2 separate regions of the Homo sapiens genome follow, and region 2 is linked to region 1. A link is a loop called in an ENCODE intact Hi-C map of the cell type or tissue named here. Cell type or tissue: GM12878. All regions are shown on one strand. Links, peaks and the distances in the headings refer to the core of each region. The heading gives the core; the rest is flanking DNA.

Region 1 (2,914 bases), core at 219-2,718:
ACACGTGAAAACCTTGGTAAATTGCAATTCTTTCTGGGGATATATTGGTACAACATGACTTAAAACTTTTTTTTTTCTATTAAAACTTAAAGGGGAACAAAACTTGAAAAAGCCCTGTTCTTCAGAAGGTGAGTGGGTTGAGGGAGGCAGTAATATGAAGTGACTGCTGTGTATTTTAACTACCAGATTTTTTATATTTGCCACTGTTAAATAGTTGGAAAGGGGAAATTCTGATTAAGCGAAAGTGGTATCATCCTAGGTAAGCTTATTTCAGAACAAGTCTAATATTTCAGATTCTTTCTTTTCGACTTTATACTCTGAGTTATTACTTACTGTAAGTGGTGTATATGAAACCTCCATGCATTTTCCAGTATGGATCTGCTAATATGCACAGTAAATCCATGTCTTTGTTTGTTTTTCTATTAAAAAGCAATCAAGAAAGATAATGTGAAAAAGAAAGGAATTTAGAGGTAGGGAAAAGATGAATGTCAGACATTTGAAGAACTATAGTAAAATGATAAACACTAAATATACTTGAGAAAACTTTCTTAATATGCCAATGAGGTAGGCCTGATCTTTGAAATAGTGAATAGGAATACAATGCATTTCCTCAGTGATCACTGATTAGAATGAGTTGGTGGGATCCTTGGGAAGCCAAACGGAGCGGAGTTCTGGATCATGTCCCATCCAGTCCAGTGAATCCACGACCCGCAGACCTGTCCCCCCGCAACAGCTTATACCATGGAATGAGGACAAGGTGATACTCTGAGCTGTGGACTGAACTGGCAGACACAACCTGTACAGATTGAAATTTCACCTTGTAAGGAGGAAGTGAATGAAATAAAGGATCCCCCTAAGGATTTTCTACTGTGTCCTGTGGTGTTTGACTTCACAGATGCTATTTGTGACATTATTCATATAGCATAAAACAGTGGGGTTGGATCCCATGAATAACATTATAAAGGTTCTGGGGTTTTTTTTCATCCAATTACTAGAATGTTCAGAATAGACTCATATTTACTAATTTAATAAATGTATGTACTTAATGCCTTTACTTTTCTAGGTCATTTTAACTATAAAATCTTCCTGAAAAAGGTTGCACCTGGAAAATCTGGACTTCTTCCCTGGGCCTATGAGGCGCTGTAGGAGGAGGCCTATGGGATCTGGCCCCTACCAGCAGTAGCATCATCTCCTTACCACTGTCCCTTTCATACCGCCTATAGTCTGGCCCCAGAGACTTTCTAGTCCTCAGACACACCAAGGTCATTCCCAGGTTGGGCCCTTTGCACTTGCTGCCCCCTCACATTCAGAATACCCATCTCTCACGCCCTCGGGTAACACATGGTACTTCCTCAGGGGGGCTTTCCAGACCCCACTATTTAAAGTAATCCCAACTCGAATCTCGGTTTCACATCCCCATTTTATTTTCTTCTTGGCATGCATTACTATTTGTATTCATTTCCATGCCTTCTGTCCAAATTGCCACAAAGTGGGGGATTTACAGTGACAGAAACTTACACGGTTCTGGAGGCCAGGGTCTGAAGTCAAGGTGTCAGCAGGGCTGCTCTGCCTCTGAAGGCACTAGGGAAAATGCCTCCTTGCTTCTTCCAGCTTCTGGTGACTCCTTGGAGTTCCTTAGCTTGTGGCTACATCACTCCACTGCGTCATCTCTGCCTCTGTCTTCACAAGGCCTTCCTCTCCTTTCTCTGTGTCTCCCCTTGGTGTGTCTTTTATAAGCACACTTGTCATTTGATTTAGAGCCCACTTGGATTATCTAAGATGGTCTCATCTTGAGGTGCATAATTACATCATCCCTTTTTCCAAGTAAGATCACATTCACAGGTTCTGGGGGTTAGCAGGTGGATATATCTTTTGGTGGGGGGCCTTCATTCAAGCTAACCTACTACACCACTTGACATTATATTGTTTGGACATTGCTTGTCTCTCCCAAGCTAGAATATAAACCATGAGACCAGCAGTCTCGTTTTCTGATTTACTGCTGTTTCCCGGGACTGCGAACAGTAGAGTCTATTAGCAATAAATGCTCAGGAATTATTTGCTGAATGAATGAGAGGCTGATGGCTTTAATCAAAGGGAATATCTCTCAGGGAAAAAAATTCTGTAAAAAATATTAAAATAGCTAACAATTGCTAAATGGGAACTTTGAGCGATTTGCCCAAGATTCCACAATGATTAAATGGCAAGGCAAGACATCAACTCCAGGTGTTCCTGGCTCCAAAGTTCTCTTCCATTTAGCTTTAAGTTTTGCTGCTCCAAATCTCAAAATTTCATATGTTTTCTCTTTATTTCTTTGCTCATCCACAGCATATGATTATGTGGTAAGGAAATGAGAATAACTCCGCTTTACTAGAAATAAGCATATGGCTTTTTTTTTAAAGCAATGAGAAGCTGTTTTTTAAAAAATGAGAAAATAATATTGTGTAACCTAATTATAAGCATAACAATTTAAAAGGTGATGACATTATTTTTCACCTCCAAAAAGGAATATAGTTGATTTATTATTGTATGTAGTAAGACATTAAATATATTTGGAGCATTAACTTTTTCCTTTCAAGTCAGTGCACATTGGAAGACTAACCCTGAACGATACTAGAGCTTCTGGGGCTGAATTTAACACTAAAGAATGAAAACCTTAGCTAGGGGCAAAACTGTTAACATGGTGATTTGTAAAACCTTAGATTTCTAATAAGGTCTGACTGTTTCAAGGAAAACATATTTTGTTTCTAGGTAACATTTCAAGTCTGATTATGAACAAATGCTACAAAATTGATCTGTAATGGGAAATACTGTAATGTCACAAAGCATTATTTAATGCTTAATGTGACTGAAAGCATTAATTGCTAGGAGCCATTGTCTGTCCAAGCAAAACACAAACACACATTTTACACTCCGC
Region 2 (2,914 bases), core at 130-2,629, 68 kb after region 1:
TTCTATCACAGAGTGTACTCCTAGGCTGCAAACTACAGACCCTTAGGGCCGAGGGCCTTGCCTTTGGACTTTCCAATGATCCCTTTGACCCATATGGGAAAATCATTGCAATTAGGTCCTGGTTTTGGAGGGGAGGGAGGTTTGAAGACCTAAGTTAAAAGTAAATTTTTTTTTTTTCTCACTCCAAGTGCTGAAAATTCTCTTGGTTTCTAGCAAATCAAACAGTTAATTCTCTGCTGCAACATGTAAACCTGTTTAACTTAAATGGGTGCTGACAGAAGACTTCATTCTGTGCGACTTTTATTGTCATTTCTTTTCCAGCCAATTGGCTCTGTAGCCTTTCTGCTGTTTATCAAGCCCCTCTTTGGGCTTCCGGGAATAAACTCCACACAAAGGAAGAAAACTGTGCAAGCAAATAACAAACTTTCAGTGTAATTATTCCTGCTCTCTGCCTGTCACTCCTTCCCAAGAGAATCTCCAGAAAGTCCCACTTATTCGAGGAGCTCTCAATCTCCCTGGCCTGTTTGAAGTCAGGAATGTGATGCTAGGGGAATGGTTTAGAGCGCCGTCGGCAGTGCTGAGGAAAGCCAAGTAGGCTGGCACATTCTGGGTGGCGGCGTGCCGTTCTCTAGGACACAAAGGGACATGAAAGGTTTTCCGCAGACCCGAAAGAGAAAGGAAACAAAAATCAGAAGTGCTCCCTTGGTGAGAATTGTTGGCAGGGCTCCTCTCACAGAAATCGGATAACAAAAAGACCAGTTACTGGTTAACTTTAAGAAAGAGCCAGCCACGCCAGGGGAAGGGCGCACATTAATAGTGAATGAAATGACCGTGTGCACGGCTTTGTGGTCAAAGGATCCGTGGGAGATTCTGGAAAGGAGGCTGCCCAGAGGGGCTGTCCCTAAACACACGGGGCTGATGGGCCACAGTTGTTCCCATTTCACTCCCATAACGTCAATCGTTTCCCCAGAAAGCCATGGGAGACTCTGTGGGCTGGGCCCTCAGATTTGCAGGGCTGATTCCTGGCCAGCTTAGGTACCCTGTGACTCAGTTTCCTACCTGCTGAAGAACTGGAATGAGGCTGACAATCCCAAAATGAAAGGAGATGCCCAGTGGCAGGATCCCTGGTCCCAGATGCAGAGGCTAGGACTGGCTGGGAGGGCTGTGGCCGGCAATCAGGACGCTGGAGGCTCCGATGGTTTCTTCCCTTTCTGGGGCACTGCTGCCTCCTGCTGTCCTGCCTATTAAATCTCAGGTTTCTCCCTCCACCCGGCTAATCAATCACCACCACCCTCTCCCTGGAGACTTTTCCTTGTGTCACCCAGGGTGCCATCACACATCAGGTCCCTCTTCAAGTCTGATCTTAGGTTCTCACTCTACTCTATCCTGCTGTAAGGGAGGAGTCCTGAATTTGGATTCTGAAGGCTCAGGCTCAAGTCCAAGCTCTGCCACTCACTGTGTAACAAGGAATATATTTCTTCATCTTGATGAACTTTGCTTCCTCTTCTGAAAACAGAGATTGGGGAGGATGAAGTCTCTGTGAGGTCCAAGTGAGATCATGGGAAAACTCTGTAAACCAGAAGGCAGTCAACCAGAGGTTTAATTTTATTATTTACTTATTATTTATTGAAACAGGGTCTTACTCTATTGCCCAGGCTGGGTGCAGTGGTGTGATCACAGCTCCCTGCAGCCTCAACCTCCAGGGCTCAAGCAATCATCCCACCTCAGCCTCCTGAGTAGCTGGGACTACAAGAGATTGCCACCACACCCAGCTAATTTTTATTTATTTATTTATTTATTTATTTATTTATTTAGTAGACACAGGATCTCCCTATGTTGCCCAGGCTGGTCTTGAACTCCTGGGCTTGAGAGATGTTCCTGCTTCAATTTCCCAAAGTGTTGAGATTACAGGCATAAGCCAGCAAGGCCAGCCTTAAACCAGAGGTTTTAAATTTGCCTCTATCTCTCTCTTTTACTCTTTTAGCAGTGGAACCCTCTTTTCCAAATTAGATCTTAAGTGGAGCCCCAAAAAGGCAGAGCGTTCTGGTAGAAGCAGGGGCAGAGCCCCCAGCCCCTTGGCCACACCCTCCAGGTTCTGGTCCCTACCCCATTGCTGGAAAACCACTGCCCTTGAGGAATATTCACTATTAACTATTAGCAATCGAAAGTATTTTGAAAATAAAGCCCCATGCTATTACTGAAAACATGAATAAGAAGATTAGAAGACAGCCAAACAATGCCCTTCAAAATGTCTGTCCACCTCCTTTTCTTTTTTCTTTCCTTTTTTTTTTTTTTGTTTGAGACGGACTCTCTATCTGTCGCCCAGGCTGGAGTGCAGTGGTACGATCTCGGCTCACTACAACCTCCGCCTTCCGGGTTCACACCATTCTCCTGCCTCAGCCTCCCAAGTAACTGGGACTACAGGCGCCCGCCACCACGCCCAGCTAATTTTTTGTATTTTTAGTAGAGACGGGGTTTCACCATGTTAGCCAGGATGGTCTCTATCTCCTGACCTCGTGATCTGCCTGCCTCGGCCTCCCAAAGTGCTGGGATTACAGGCGTGAGTCACCGCGCCCAGCCCTTTTTCTTTTTTCTTTTCTTTTCTTTTTTTTTTTTTTTTTTTTGAGACAGGGTCTCATTCTGTCACCCAGGCTGGAGTGCAGAGGTACAATGGTGGTTCACAGCAGCCTGACTGCCTCAGCTCAGGTGATTCTCCTACCTCAGTCTCCCAGGGTAGCTGGGACTACAGGTATGTACCACTATGCCCGGCTAATTTTTTGTATTTTCTATAGAAACAGGGTTTCACCATGTTGCCCAGGCTGAACTCGAACTCCTGGGCTCAAGCAGTCTGCCCACCTTGGCATCCCAAAGTGCTAGGATTACGGACATGAGCCACCATGCCTGGCCTGACTCC

What was found. A loop is a pair of places that touch in the nucleus more often than their neighbours do. Peaks named below come from ENCODE experiments on the same cell type or tissue, not always from the same donor. Only the 100,000 strongest peaks of a DNase experiment are listed, where the experiment ranks them.
Region 2: a loop joins it to region 1, with 7 times the contacts of the local background. A loop is called at or near these places in 8 of 110 quality-filtered maps.

Annotation. Positions count from the first base shown.
Region 1 is chr11:32,104,673-32,107,586 of GRCh38, forward strand. RCN1 (reticulocalbin 1) reads left to right here. Exons shown (of 6, transcript NM_002901.4): 6 at 1-1,050. Among named protein-coding and RNA genes, the nearest start is that of RCN1, 15 kb to the left of the region's middle. RefSeq lists an enhancer at 1,323-1,592. In GM12878, for the core only: no CTCF peak of the experiment used is centred there; a DNase peak (open chromatin) is centred at 1,459; H3K4me3 peaks cover 1,149 bases; H3K27ac peaks cover 2,227 bases.
Region 2 is chr11:32,172,399-32,175,312 of GRCh38, forward strand. No RefSeq gene overlaps it. Among named protein-coding and RNA genes, the nearest start is that of SNORA88, 30 kb to the left of the region's middle. In GM12878, for the core only: a CTCF peak has its summit at 1,221 (motif pointing left); a DNase peak (open chromatin) is centred at 1,238.